2 separate regions of the Homo sapiens genome follow, and region 2 is linked to region 1. Evidence: chromatin loops called from intact Hi-C (ENCODE). Cell type or tissue: B cell. All regions are shown on one strand.

Region 1 (8,000 bases):
GAGGATAGAGCTATGTATAAGACACATTGCCTGGCCTCATACAGTTTACCTTCTAGTGGTAAAGAAGGCAGATTTAAAAAATATCAAATGAATAAATGCACATGTAATGTGATGACCAGCACCAACACAAGTGTAAAGAAAAATAAAGCAGACAAGGAGATAAAGAGTGGGTGGACGGGGAGGCAGAAAGCACTATTTTTAGATGGAGTTATCAGGAAAGATCTTACTGTAATGACATTTGGACTGAAAAACAAATGAAATGAAGAGAGTCGCCTTGTGGAGGGTGTTTGAGGTACAGGGAACCGCAGACACAAATGTGTCTAGGTTGACAGTGAAGTCTGGGAAATGATCAGAAACTAGATCATGCAGGAATATGGCAAAAACTTTGAATTTTACTCCAAGTGGATAGGAAGCCACTGAGGGAATTTGAGCCAGAGAATGGCATAGCTTCCCAGTTCCACAAATAACTACAGGCACATTGATGTGTGTTGAATTGTTGGAAATCTGTACAGTAGATATACAAATGTAGTAATTGACTTTGTTTACCTTCAACTTTTATTTTACGTTCTGGGGTACATGTGCAGTTTATTAAATAAGTAAATGTGTGCCATGGTGGTTTGCTACACAGATCATCCCATCATCTAGATATTAAGCCCAGCATCCATTAGATATTCTTCCTGATGCTCTCCCTCCCGCCAGCCCCCACTGTGACAGGCCCCAGTGTATGTTGTTCCACCCCCTCCACCATGTGTTCATGTGTTCTCATCATTCAGCTCCCACTTATAAGTGAGAACATGGAGTGTTTGGTTTTCTGTTCCTGCATTAGTTTGCAGAGGATTATGGCTTCCAGCTCCATTCATGTGCCTGCAAAGAACACGATCTCATTCCTTTTTATCATTGCTTAGTATTCCATGGTGTATATGTACCACATTTTCTTTATCCAGTCTATAATTGATGGGCATTTAGATTGATTCCATGTCATTGCTATCATCCGTAGTCTTGCAGCAAACATACGTATGCATGTATCTTTGTAATAGAATGATTTATATTCCTTTGGGTGTATACGCAGTAATGGGATTGCTGGGTCAAATGATATTTCTGCCTCTAGAAAGAAATGAGGAGTCGCCACACTGTCTTCCACAGTGGTTGGATTAATTTACACTTCCACCTACAGTGTAAAAGTGTTCCTTTTTCTCCACAACCTTGCCAGCATCTGTTGTCTCTGGACTTTTTAATAATACCATTCTGACTGGCGTGAGATGGTATCTCATTGTGGTTTTGATTTGCATTTCTCTAATGATCAGTGATGTTGAGCTTTTTTTCATGTGTTGGCCACATGAATGTCCTTTTGAGAATTGTCTACTCATGTCCTTTGCCCACTTTTTAATGGGTTTGTTTGTTTTCTTGTAAATTTGTTTAAATTCCTTGTAGACTCTGGGTATGAGACCTTTGTCAGATGGATAGATTGCAAAAATGTTCTCCTGTTCTGTAGGTTGTCTGTTCACTCTGATGACAGTTGCTTTTGAATAGCTAACCTTTTATTGAGCATTTATTATACACCAACCTCTATTCTAAATATATGGATAATCTCATTTAATCTTTCTATGAGATAGATACTCCATACAAGTTAGATTTTACAGGTAAATAAACAAAGACTCAAAGTAATTTACCCAGCGTCTTCAGCAATTAAGTAGTGGGACCCAAGGAGTTGAAACTAGCCTTTCTGCCTACTCATGCATGTAATCATAGTTTATTAGCCTAGGTTATTAGCCTATTGATTAAGCATTGCAGTACCAGTTGTTACTATGTATGCAAATATATTATATAAAATGCATGTGTTAAAACCCTTATGCAGAAAACCACATGTAGTGAAGACTTTAAATCAGGATTCTGTTTCTGTTTCTGTTTTTTAAAATGATGTTATTTTTAAATACTTTTATTGTTAAAAATAATACAAGTACATTTTAAATCTCCACCCTTGATTTAATAGGGGAAATATTCAACCCAATTGAGTTTTGAATCACTAGTAATTTATTGTAATTGTTGAATTTTTTGCATTAACTTAAACATTTAGCCAGTTGCAATTTTTGTTAGGTTATTTGAAACCTCGTGTTTTAATAATTCAGTGACTATGAGTAATTATGATATTAGAAAAAATGCTGGAGTTCGGTCATCTTGATCTGAGTGCTTCTTTAAAATTAAGACTCTGAATGTCCAGGATGGGATCCTTGAGTTTCTTCTACCTGTTTTTCATTCACTTCAATATGTGCCATGCCAGTCACTGAGAATCATCACTAGGAGAGCCTAGTTATTCTCCGTACATTCCCAAAATAAGTTTGCTACTTTCCTATAAAAATAAGGTTGTAAGTGATAGTTATGTGTCTAAGACATCCCACAACCCTGGTAGCAGAGGGCCAGCTCTAGTCTGATCTTTCTTAGGAAAGGGAGGAGCAAGCCTGGGTGAGGTCCTAGTGAAAGTGGGAAGCAGCTGGTTGCCTGATATGAGGAAGAGGCAGCTCTGCTACCAGTGGAACATTTGACTTCCACAGCAATAGTGGAAGAGGATCCTGGGCAGTAAATGTCAGCCTAGAAAAGGTCTAAAGCAGAAAAACTTCATGAATTCCAGAGGCTGGCTGACAAGGGAGCAGTTATGTCTAAAAGTTCCATCTTATAGTTTTATGTTTTTGAAGTAGCTGTAATACCCAAATTATTATGTCTGTATCAATAAATGGGGACCTGTCTATATTTGAAGTTAGTAACCCAGTCTGCTATGTATGTGAACTGTAATTTCTCTTAAATTCCTATTACTCTTATACCTCTTCTTTAAAAGGGACCTCAACAAATGATTAAAATGCTTTCTACCGTGAAGAATTCCAGTTTTTTATATTCCAAATGCTGGATGTACCAATATTGTTTGAGGAAATTTTATGTTAATGAATAGACCGTAATTGTGCCATCAGTGGCTCTAAAGTCACAAGTAAATTAGTTATTTAAAATCAGGTGTCAGATATGGGTGGAATGAAATTTGTAGCTATAAAACATGTGATTTTAACGGTCCCAATTTTATTGGCTCCATAATGCCCTTTTATTTTTCGTTTTTGTTTAGTCAGCACAAGCTGGCCTAGAACTGTTTCTGGACAGAAGTTCCTTTTCCTCACACTATGTGTGACAAGTGAAACTCCAAATAAAACTTGGGATTTATTGCTTTAAAATGCCACCGCTCTGCAAACACATTACAGGTGCCACATCAACAGTAGTGGAAATCACAGCTCCTCTGGTAAACCCCATTCTGCAGGAAAGCATTGTGGAGGAAAAAAATAGAGATGCATGGTCTATTGTTGAGGTCACTTGTTTCCATTTAATCCAGAATCTGTTTGGCTCACAAAGCACTAATTGACATGTGATGAGCTTCCTGAATAGTCTGTGAAGACACAAGAATAAAAGGGATTGGTACCAATTGTGATAATGAGGCCAGTGTCCCTTTATCAATAAGCAGAAATGTCACACTATAAATGTGCACTTAGGGGATAATTCTGGTAACTACAATTAAGACTGTAATTTTAAAAGTTGTGTTTGATCTTTTTCAAAGAACAGATCTCCTTTCAATACAATTAGAATATTTATATCCCACTTTCCCCAAAAGATCTGCCTACGTATCTATCTTTAGAGCCCTCTGCTGGAAGCGTGGAGTATATATATTCATTATACCCAAGATCTTGATTACTTGGAGAAATATGATAACTTCAAAACAATATGTAATGTCTTAGCAAAGCTTTGCATGTTCGACCCGGTTCTGATAGAGTAACAGGTTCCCAGTAATTAAGGTTTTTTTTTGTTGTTGTTCAGAATTTAAATGGTAACCAACATGACTATATCATTTGATGAGATAACAGAATACCATTTACCAAAAATTGGTAATACCTGAAATGGAGAGAAACCTACGAATGAAATGCATGCATTAAAATGTATGAATGATGTGGAAGTATATACATTTGTTTTTCTCTTTACCTACCTAATTCAGTTATTTATTTATATTTCTGCTTTATCCCATGAGGGACATTAGACTATGTAAATGCAAAGGGCTTACATCTAGTGAATGGCCTTTTCAATGAAATTTTAAATTGAATGTTTCCTGCATGTGTTTCCTAAAAACCTACAGTCTGAGAACAAATGAAGTGTTGCAACTAAAGACAGCTTCTTTATGAAGTTGGGTCTCTTTATGTTATTTGATTTCAAAATCAATCTTAAGAAAGTGTCGGCAGTTTGACAGGATGGCCATAATGAATAGAGCACTCTTGTTCTCAGAAGTGAGACAAGATTAAATAGCCACGCTAGTTGAAAATCTCTGGGGTAAATCTTGAAAATCTTTAGCCTGTTTATTTTCAGTAAATCTTAAAAATTGGTATCCTGTTTCACTGGTATGAAATGATACATTACTTGTGAAAAAAAATTCTACCCAATAAATCATAGCGATTTGGGATTAATTTGGAAAGCTCAAGAGCTCCGGTTTAAAATTGCACCTGGCTAGCAAATTGCGTACCTAATAGACAATTTCCCACTGAAGTACTTTTGAAAACTGACAAAACCTCAGTCACAGAAAAATAGAACTGAAATCTCTCTTTGGCAAGAATCTGGAAGCATCTTCTACTATCATTAAGACTAATAGAGTATTAGGCCCATTTATGTGAGGCCTACCTGAAATTAGGTAGGAAATATTATCATCCTTCCTCTACCATCTTCCTGGTGATTAAAAAAAAAATAAAAAAAGATTTATACCACTTAGAAAATTGGGCATTTATCCTTTACTGCATAGTCTCTGCTTTTTGCAGCACTATGATATTCTTCTCCACTCCCAGGAGTCCTTTCCACATCCATCTGAAGACTGCGGGTCCTAGAAATACCTGGACAAAAAGTTGGTGGGGATTAGTGAGACTGTGCTACATCCCAGGTGGTGGATTCTCTTTAAGCACTCAGCAGGGATGGAGACAGGAGCTGCTGGGCTGTGGTGCTTCCTGGGACTGTGGTTTATCTTCATACATTGTCTGCTGTGTTGGACAGTAGGAGTTCATTCCATTGCAGCCATTGCTAGACCCAGGAGTTTAATCAGCAACTGCAGACACCAAGTTTTCATCCACCCACTGACCCAAGAAGGAGATTCAGCCACCCAATTTGTGGACAGCCAGTGAAGCCAGTGGTGGTCCACACATCCTGGTTTCCTGCAAAATTCTTCCTCTGGTTTCATAGTACATAAACGAATAATAACAAATTAACCATATACCTCTGGAAGAATACTGCAGAACAGTTTTCAGTCTGAAAACTCAGGGAAGAACACACCCTTAAATTATTTGCTAGTGTCTTAGTCCATTCAGGCTGCTGAAACAAAATATCGTAGACTGGGTGGCTTACAAACAACAGAAATGTATTTCTCACAGTTCCAGGGTGTGGAAAGTTCAAGATCAGGGGGCCAGCAGATTCAGTGTCTGGTTAGGGCCTGTTTCCTAGTTCATAGATGGCACCTTTTCATTCAATCCTCAAGTGGTGGAAGGGGCAAGGGGTTCCCCTTAGCCTCATTTGTAAGGGCACTAATCCCTCCTAACAACCCCAACTTCTAATACAATCACCTTGGGGGTTAGAATTTCAACATATGAATTGGAGCCAGGGGAAGCAACACAAACATTTTGACCACAGCAACTAGGAAAAACAGAAAAAGTTTGGAAAATTATGTTGTCTACAGGATGCAAGGTGGTAGACTATGAAAGCAGGGCAAGAAAGTCATAGTAGAGTCTGGGCTTAGATTACAAGGAAAAGTGTTAGAAAGGAGATGGATGAGGTAAGGAACTATAAGAACAATTGAAAATGCAATGGCATAAAGTTGCACTTGACTATAGAGAACAGAAGTGAGATCGTGAATATTTTGCGTGTTGTGCAAGACTAACTTGAGCTCTCTCAATGCAAAAGAAGACAGAGCTATAATGATGAGATAAGATGACAGATACTCGCAGAAAAAAGAGAACTTAAGCATTATAGGTGTTCATTATAGTTAAAGAGAACTAGAAGAGGAGAAATTACCAAAAAATTGGAGAAAAATGTCCTAATCCAAAAAAATTATGACTATGCATATCAAAAGGACTTACCATGTTCCATTTAAGATTAGGAGAAAGAGGCTATAACTAGACATATCTGGGCAGCATTTTTTAATGAAAAGTACAATCTGTACGTCACCCAGGCTTCCCCATCTCATAAGTATAAATGAAAACGTATTACTTTTCAATAATTATTATTTAATAATAATGTATCCCTGCAGACTTGTGGCCCCATTGCCTTACTGCTTAGAGGCAGAACCTCAGCAGCACTTTCTAGGGTAGTCTTTCCTGTGTCTCTGGGGAAGTTCTTGCTCCAGGTTTGGTCCTTGCCTGCACCTCCACCGTAAGCCTTTTATTGAAGGTGTACTAATAATTGAACAGTATTCCAACTCAGAGAATATTACGGGAGGCTACCAGACATGATATCTTTCAGAGCCTAAAACCCAGTCCCAAGCCCAACATCAAGGAGCCCCTTAAAGGACCACTGCCCTCTTAGCTCATGGTCTGAATCCTGGTGGTCATGCCTGGCTTTCCTCCACTTCCCAGAAGTGCTCACCAACCTTCCTTAGTCTCCTTAGAGGCCAAACCTCATGTCTTTTTTCTTTTTAACCTTGAGACAGGGTTTCGCTCTGTTGCCCAGGATGGGGTGCAGTGGCATGATCTTGGCTCACTGCAACCTCCACCTCCCGGGTTCAAGCGATTCTCCTGCCTCAACCTCCCAAGTAACTGGTATTACAGGCACCCACCACCACACCTGGCTAATTTTTGTATTTTTAGTGGAGATGGGGTTTCACCGTATTTGCCAGTCTAGTCTTGAACGCCTGACCTCAAGTGATCCGCCCACCTTGGCCTCCCAAAGTGCTGGGATTAAAGGCGTGAGCCACCACGTGCGGCCCAAAGCTCAAGTCTTAAAGGCCTAGGGTAAGGAAAAAGTTTAGTTCATCTCTTATGCTAAGAGCTTTTCTTCAAGCCTTCCTTTTATATCCCACAATCTGCCTCCTTGTAATGATGGACTGGGGCATTTTTACTATCTTCACAGAAGTCCATCCCAGCTACCATAAAGGATGGGCCTTTTCCTGTGATCTCAAAGGGACAACCTCATCAGAGTACAAGAGAGAGACAACACAGAGATACACACACACATTCTTACATTGTCCTGTTCTAGATTATAGAGAGAACAAACTCAAAACTTCTCTAAGTCTGGGTGGCTCAATCTTCACTTGAGCAATATCAACTGTATCAGTTAGGTTGGACCCTCACCTGTCCAAGTCCTTTCCGGCAAGACCTTGCTGCAAGACCAGCTTTCCATTAAGAAAGCTTCTCCCAAGCATGTGTGCTGGGCAGGGTGCAGGGGTGTCAGCCCTGGGATGACAGAAGTGGGAGGCTAACTTTCCTCTCCATATTTTTCTCAAGACATCGCTGCCTTTGCCCTGTGTAGATGATAATTGCCTTTCCATCCAAGTGCATGCTGAAACTCCATGTTCTCAGGCGAGGTATCCTTATACACGAGGATAAAGTTTAAAAAATATATATAAGCATACAGGCAGGAGATTTTCTTTTTGACAAAGCGAAAGTAATCCATCTCTACCTAGATTTCTTTAAAACACTGAATTCCAGAATGGAATAATATATAAAGTTGATCTGAGTTTTATACTCATCAAAACATCTTTTACCTAAGAAGTCAACACAAAGACATTATCTGATATACAACAGCTGTAAAAAGATGACACTCATGTACCCATCTTTTAAACATACACACACACACGCAGCCACTATGCAAAGAAAAAACTGGAAGGAAACAAAAATATTTACGGTGACTGTGGGTGCTGACACTCAGTAATTTTTTATTCTTCTTTATATATACCAAAATTTCCATAATGAAATGCATTACTGTTTTAACCACGAACAAGCTAAATA
Region 2 (8,000 bases), 450 kb before region 1:
CTGAGAGGTTTTTCACTTGTACCAGTGAGAGCTGCATCATTAATAGTCTTCAAATTCAGCAAGTTCTGCCTCTAGAGAGCACCAGAGCAGCTACTTATGATTTGTTTCATGACTCTGAAACTATTACTCCCTCCAATGGCTCTACAAAGCCAATATAATGTGCACTTGGATACCTAGTCCCTCATGGCTACTGCACAATGCTTAGGTTGTTTATATTTGGAAGTCAGAAAAACATGTTGCTTGAAAGGCATTAAGATGCATGGGGTCACTTAAAGCTATTGACTATATTTTCATTCTCTGTTGGCACTTAGGGAAGGCATTTCCAGATAAATGTCTTCGGTATGGCTAGTCATTAGTTCTCTAATCTGTAATTTAGACACTGCTGTCAAACTAAAACATCCAGTCCTTTGTTAAGCTCTGTTTTTTATCACTTGCCCTAAGCTATGAGCAAAATGCCTACATTGACAATAACACATTTATTAAATTGCTATATCAACGTATTCACCACTCAGTCCAGCCTAGTGTTGCTATTAAACTTTAGATGTCTCTCCTATGGGCTCTCATATCACCCAATACATATCTTCACCATGTCAGTATTTACTTGCTGGGGAGGTGGCCTTACCCTACACTTGAATTTCTCAAAGCCTGTCTTAAAGACTAGTATCTTTTAAGTCTTTGGTTACATCTAAGTTCCCAGCACTTAGCAGTGTCTGGCATTTGGTAACTCTCATTGTTGAACAGATTGTTGCAAAGTTACTTGTTTTCCTTCCATGGCACCAACCTTAAAGGTTAGAATCACCATTCCAAAATTTCCTTTCCATAAATTTATGTACATCTTTTGAAACTCTGTACTTCCAGCCTTTATCATATCTGAAAATCTGACATGAAAATGTGTCAGCTCAGTTTAATTACTGCAATAGCTTCCTAACTTGAAACAATTTGCCTCCAGTTTCTCCTTCAGGTTACCAATTCTGTTCAATGCATCCAAATTCATGTTCCCTTAAACGTCTTAGATTTTTAATCCCCTAAAATCAACTTGCTGCTCTAAGAATAAAGTATTAACTTTGCACTAGTATTGAAGGCCATCTCTTCCCTTCTCACTAATTTTCAATGAAAATTTTATTTAGATAGTGAGTTGGGGGTCCCCAAGATCATACTGAGGTTCATTGATACACTTGGAATCATAGGACTCAGAAAAGCTGCTATGCTCCCAGTTGCAGATTATAGTGAGAGGATATAGATTAAAATCAGTAAATGGAAAAGGTGTGCAGGGTGAAAATCAGGAGAAACCAGGCACAAACTTCAAGATGTCCTCTCCCAGTGGAGCTGCACAGACAGCACCTAGTTCAGCAACGGTGTTTACCAACACATGCAAAGTATTGCTAATAAGCTCTCTTGAGCCTTGGTGTTCAGGGTTTTTATGAGGGTTCAGTCACATAAATATTCAGTTCCCTCATAACTGACCTTAGCTCCTGAATCTCGTTTCCCAGAGCTTAAACTGTAACAGCAAGGCCTATGGTCTCAGGCATACAAAAGCACTCTTAACAGGTAAGACATCCCAAGGACTCAAGAGATTTTCTTCCAGGAACTGGTGAAGGACAGGTCCTTTCTTTGCAATAAAAAGGATTTGAGCCTTTACTGTACAGAGAGGTCAGTCTACTCCTTATTACTCAACCACATCTTACTCCTTCTTGCCTTCCTGTCTGCCAATTTGAAGTTTTCCTAACCATCTATGGAAATCCTTACTATCCTTAGGGTCAAGCACAAGTCATCCATTTCCATGAAGATTCTCCTCCAATCTCTCCCATATTGCTATGCATAGAGGAAAATGCATCTTTGCCATGCATGGGAAGCTTTTATATATTGCCTTCAAACACCAGTTTACCGGGCATGTCATCTCTGTTACTGTCATGCAGTAAATACTCAGGAAATGAAGGATTACTAATGAGTTGTTAAGGTTTATTCTTCTTTCTTTAATGTAGAATTTCATTTGACCTAAAATTATCCTTCCAATCTTCATAGAATATTTGGTTTTAATATACAAAATTAAATATGCAAGCTCTTATCCATTCTTCATTTCAGATCTCTGGCATATTCTCATTTCTCATTTATCTTTTCACACCAAAGAAATCTAACCTTTTTATAACTTAATCACTTTGACTCTGGTTGCTCCTTTCTGTACTTTCTCTGCCTCGTGTTACTTTTAAAAATTTGATCAAATTTTTAATTTTAAAATATGTGATTAAAAACATCACATTACCTTTGCACCAGGGAAGCATACTTTCATTTACAATAAATTTCCAGTCCTGTCCAGAATTTTCATAGTTTTTCTTTTCACCAAAATTATCAGGGAATGCTATCAATTACTTCTTAGTACTTTTCCTAGGCCACAATAAATAATTTGGAGTCCATCATTCAATATCAGGATAATTGTTAGCTATCATTAATATTGACAAATTAGTATGTTCTAGGGAGTGCTAACTGCTTATCTTAATCTTGACAGTACAAGGAAGCAGGTACTCATTTTCATAGCAACTAAGACATGGTAAGATTAATATGCTAAGCTCTGCAAACTAAGTATGACTCCAGAGTCTGTGCCTTTCACTGCCATGCTACACTGGACTAGCCCAAGACCCTAATCAACAATTTCCTTTTAAAAATCATACCTCCTATGAGTGTGAATTGAAGTGTCTCTGTAATTAGCAGAATCACAATTAAAATAAAGCTTATCCAAGTCAGATTCAGAGAGCTATTTTTTAAAATAAAAATTTAAATTTTAAAATAAAAAATTTAACTTTTAACTATCATTGTGATCACTTTCAGGGCATTTATTTTAAAATGTGAAATAAGCCATAGTGCAGCATTTTCTGGCAACTTGTATCAGTTAATGAGTTTTCTAGAGTATGATTTATTATAATCATTTTGTTGATATGAGATGAAACATGATAGCTTGTGCATATTTTCATATATCAAACAGAAACATATTAGTTTCCTGCCTGTTCCCCACCCCAACACACACTAGTTTTTAATACAAGACACAATGTATTGTGTCCCTGGAGTTGTCTCCCCACCCACCCTGACTCCTGGATTCTTTTTAACGTATTTCAAATGTAATAACAATTTGGTACCATACTAATTATATGGCATTTGTAAAGCCAGTATATGTGGAAAAAAAAAAAAAACCTACATAATAGCAAAATATATGCAGTGTAATTGAACATTACCCTAAAGAGAAGAGAGAAAGCGTATCATATCCTTGTAGGGACATTGATGGGAATTTGATACCAGTTGTAGCAATGCTTGATCTGTGCCATTTCTAACAAGTAATACTCTGTAAAATAAAAGGACTTAGGCTGGGCGTGGTGGTTCATGCCTGTAATTCCAGCACTTTGGGACGCCGAAGTGGGCAGATCACGAGGTCAGGAGATCAAGACCATCCTGGCCAACATGGTGAAACCCCGTCTCTACTAAAACAAAAAAATTAGCCAGGTGTGGTGGCGCGTGCCTGTAGTCCCAGCTACTCGGGAGGCTAAGGCAGGGGAATCGCTTGAACCCAGGATGCGGAGGTTGTAGTGAGCCAAGATTGCACCACTGCACTCCAGCCTGGCGAAAGAGCAAGAAGTGTCTCAAAAATAAATAAATAAATAAATAAATAAATAAATAAATAAATAAATAAAAATTAAAGGACTTAAAAAAAAAGAAACATTAAAAAAAGAAGGAAATGAAAAGGCATAACAAAAAACTAACACAAAAATTGAGTTAAAAAAAAACTTAATGCCAAAACCAAGAAGAGGTCGGAAAGGTATCTGGAAGAACAATTCTCAGCTCCTTCATTCCCCAGATGATGCCAGTAAGTAGGAGATGGCATACTGTTAACTAATGAAAGAAATTCTCCTGGTGAAGTCCTATTTCGCCTTTATCCTTAGAATTATGCAACCTACAGACTTAGCAATCTTAAAAGAAAAAAAATAGATGGGGAAAATAATTGACTTGAATTATATTTATTTTAAAAAGACTGTTTCTAGTTGTTTTGAATGAATCCAGAACCCATAAATTATATCCCAGAATACTGAAAGAATCTGATGAAATAACACGACCTTCGACAGTAAATCTGAGTCAAGATGATTTGGTTGAGGTAGATACAGACAGATAGAAGCTTCACAAGCACAAGAATACTGTTCCCTGGCCTATCCACAGCTTTGAGCATACTGCCTGGCATGTATTAATGGCTTGATAAGTGTCCCTGACAAAATTCCAAAATCTATTTTTTTGAAGTTTGTGGACAGGTAGAAAAGAAAGCAATGGCCACTAGGAGGCAGCATCGATTTATGAAGACTAAGCACGTCTCATGGTTTCCCACTATACAGAGGAATGAAGATCACATCAAAGCATCTGACCAAATCTCACATCAATAATCCCTATAAACAGGATGGAGCATAAGTACTAGATATCTCACAATTAAATGAATTTGTCGCTAGTTTAATGGGAGCACTATGCTATTTAATGGGTATCAATCTAAATGGAGATAGCTTTACCTTATCAACATTTTTTTCAGTATTACATGTAGACAGAAAGGAATTTTTATCAAATTTGCCCATGACTTAAAACTGAGATTCACAGCCCAAGTTTTTTTAAACCCAAAATAAGTAAAATTTAATTTAATAAAATTAAATCTATATGAGGTAATGACTATACAAGTACAGAATGGAGAGGTTCCTCTTTACATGTGAAAGACCTTTGAGTTTACACTTTCAAACTCCTTGAGTCAAGAATATTCGCTGACATAGAAACAAATTTTATTGTACATTTCTTAATACTGTAAACTTACACGTACTTCCCACATAACCTCAATTCCTCATCTATTCTCTTGTAGAGATATGGTAGTCAGTGGGACAGACGCTTAAAAAGCTGACAAGACCTATATTTTTAACTTTTATACATTGGCCTTTGACTACCTGGAATAGTATTAAATAGCTGTTTACGGTTATGTCCTCAAAATCATACCAAATGTTTAAAATGCAGTCTAATGCTACTTTTTACAACCCAAGAAGATAGCTGTTATTATCCTTATCTTGAATAAGATCCTGTGTTTGAAATCAATTCTGTGGGGTTAGAGACTCATCCCAGCAGGTAAGTGCTAGGTCTTTTAATAATTCCACCACTTTCCTTCGCTGTTTAGTGACTATTCCTTTTTGCTCCATTACACAGCTGCTGAACCACAACGAGTAGGGCCCAAGAAAATTTTTAAAGCACCTTAGGTAATTGTAATGAAAACGGCCCACAATGCAGGTTTGGGAACTGCGTTAGATCATCTGAATATTTCTCATCAGGCTTCTGATAGATGCTTGATAGCAGATTTTAAGACTATACTTTCTGATAACAGGCAGTATTGTATAAAAAGCTGAAAGACCTAGTTGAATTTGAGCACTGTTACTTACTAGTGCTACCTCTTACAAGTCACTTGACCCTGCTGAGCCTCAATTTTCCCATATATAAAATGATCATTGTAAGCACTCAGCACCAGGCCTGGCACATGATATGCACTCAATAAATACTACCTACTAATTTTGAAGATGAAGGCCCAGAATATACTAACTATATTGTCAGTTAAGAGTTGCCTTACAACCCTGGCTACTAAATTGTCTGGTTCACATGCCATTACAAAGGGCCTTTACTTTCTCATTCCCATGATGAATCTCAGGTTACACGGCTGAGGAAAATGTTGACATCGTTATTCTGTATTTGCATTAAATACCATTTAAAAGTTGTTTTTATCATACTTATATCTCACATTATTACCTTAAAAATTCCGAAGGATGTTATAAAGTTGTTAAACAGGATGTTTAAGCAAATATTAGTAAAACTTTCTCTCTTGCTCTTCTGGGATCAAGATTTGTAATATTTAGCCAAAACTGTCAGCATGTGAGGCCAAGTTACCAAAGTGCTTTGACATAAAAGCAATGTTATTTTAAACTATTAGTTTAGATAGTATCTTGTCAGTTAAAAAAAAAAAAGTCCCTTTTGCAGTTAATTGCCCTTTCCAAATAACTTTAATGAAAATATCTTGCCAAGAAACATCTCTTTGATTCATTAAGCTGGGTTTAGATTGTGCCTGAGTCACAAAGCACAGAGGTAATTACAGGTTGAAATTGATTTGCGCCTCTTTATAAATAAGAACTGATTATAGAATAAATGTCTCATTAAATATAAAATATTGACACTGTATATTAATTATGTTACTACTCATGGTTGTGGCTCCCTTACAATTCTCATGCAAAAATAAATCCAATTTTAATCGGTTGTGAGAAAACAGTCCACCATGTGCTTGTATCCAGGAATAAAGAATTACATAGATTATCTGGCATATTGTCATCACATCCTCTGTAACTATTCATAAAAACAATAATTCACATTTTGGGAATGCTTTTTCCAACATCAATCAGGAAAATACAGCTTTATAAGGTGTTTCAGATTGCAAGAATACATCACATTAGAAACCCATTATCATGAGGGACAGGACTGGTTTTTATTTGTTTATGTGTAATGTGTTGATATGCCAAGTATTTTGAGAAAAGATCTGACTCTGGACTTCATTTGTACTGTTAGAATGCATTTTTCTTAGCAACTGAACAATGTGTATTCTTATTTAATTTTTGGAATTACTTTACCAATTCAAAATGCCATATACTACAATATTTCATTCACAGTCCCTAAATTTGCCTGTTTGCCTTACCCACTTTCCATCATTTTATTAATAAATTGATTATAAAACATTATACTACAAGTCAAGTACTTATGAATAGCCAATACTAGCTAACTTCTCTAATTCTCCCAGAGACAGCCCTTAACATCAACCAAATAATTCTAGAGAATAGTGCTTCTCCCCTTATAAGGCTGATTTGAGTGAAGATATTTTCCTCCCCCAAAAAGCTATTATGTTTAATAAGTATGAAGTTTAAAATATTTTAAAATATGAATGAAACCCACCTCTAAACTCTCTATAAGGATCTATTCCAGAATTTATACAAATTGTTCATTTTTTCTTATTGAACTTGTATTAAGCCAAGGGTCAGCAACTATGCCTTCAAGCCCAATCCAACCCCCACCTCCATTTTTATAAATGAAGTTTTACTGGAAGACAGCCACTATTCATTTATGTATTATCTATGGTTATTTGTAGGCCACAATAGCAGAGGTGAGTAGCTGTGACAGACCACATGGCCTTCAAAGCCTAAAAGACTATCTGGATCTTCATAGAAAAAGCTTGCCAACTACTATTTTTAAGCACTTTCATAAAAACAAAACAAATAAACTATTTAAATTTGTTTCAATTACAAGGATGTAAATATTTTTCTATGTTCTTCTCATCACAAAGACACACACTTGGGCCTATACATGAGTTGATCAGAAATTTTATGGACTAGCCTGAATATCTAAACACTACTTACATTGTTTCTTTCAATTATTTAAAAAACTGAGTTGACGTCTTCTGAAATCAGGTTTATGGATAATGAATCATGGAAAATTGCTGACAATAATAGCTAGCACTACTTCAATACAAACTTAGAGTTTATTTACTCACATTTATAAACTAACTTTAACATTAGAAATTCTCCAATTCTTAAAAATTAAAAATTGAAGACTACATGGAATCAATTTTTTTCAAATATACTGTCTGTAAAATTCAACATTAATGTGTTCATATTACTTTCATACCTAACCAATTGGGCATCAAGAGACTTTACTAATCATCTCTGTCAATTCTACCATTCCTAGTCATTCTTAATATTCAAGTTAGAATTTTGGGCCAATCTATCAAAACCTTGTTAGCATTTTTGCTTTTCTCAAGCAAACACATTTTTACCTACCCACACCTCTCAGTGCTAGGGAGCAACTTTTAGAAGCACTAGCAAACTACCACCAGTGGAATCGGATAAATGCCAATGATTCAGATAACTCCAGCAAAGATTTACCCTCCTGTGATTTTCCTAAACATCAGG

The links. A loop is a pair of places that touch in the nucleus more often than their neighbours do. Peaks named below come from ENCODE experiments on the same cell type or tissue, not always from the same donor. Only the 100,000 strongest peaks of a DNase experiment are listed, where the experiment ranks them.
Region 2: it touches region 1 in a loop (5-fold over the local background); 21 of 110 quality-filtered maps call a loop at or near these places.

Annotation. Positions count from the first base shown.
Region 1 is chr7:117,746,469-117,754,468 of GRCh38, reverse strand. The region is part of intron 12 of CTTNBP2 (cortactin binding protein 2); the gene reads left to right. Among named protein-coding and RNA genes, the nearest start is that of CFTR-AS2, 100 kb to the right of the region's middle. In B cell, a CTCF peak has its summit at 3,694 (motif pointing left); no DNase peak of the experiment used is centred here.
Region 2 is chr7:118,192,378-118,200,377 of GRCh38, reverse strand. LSM8 (LSM8 homolog, U6 small nuclear RNA associated) reads right to left here. Exons shown (of 4, transcript NM_016200.5): 4 at 1-8,000. Among named protein-coding and RNA genes, the nearest start is that of LSM8, 12 kb to the right of the region's middle. RefSeq lists an enhancer at 4,291-4,350. In B cell, CTCF peaks have their summits at 4,109, 4,309 (motif pointing right) and 5,564; a DNase peak (open chromatin) is centred at 4,317; H3K27ac peaks cover 307 bases.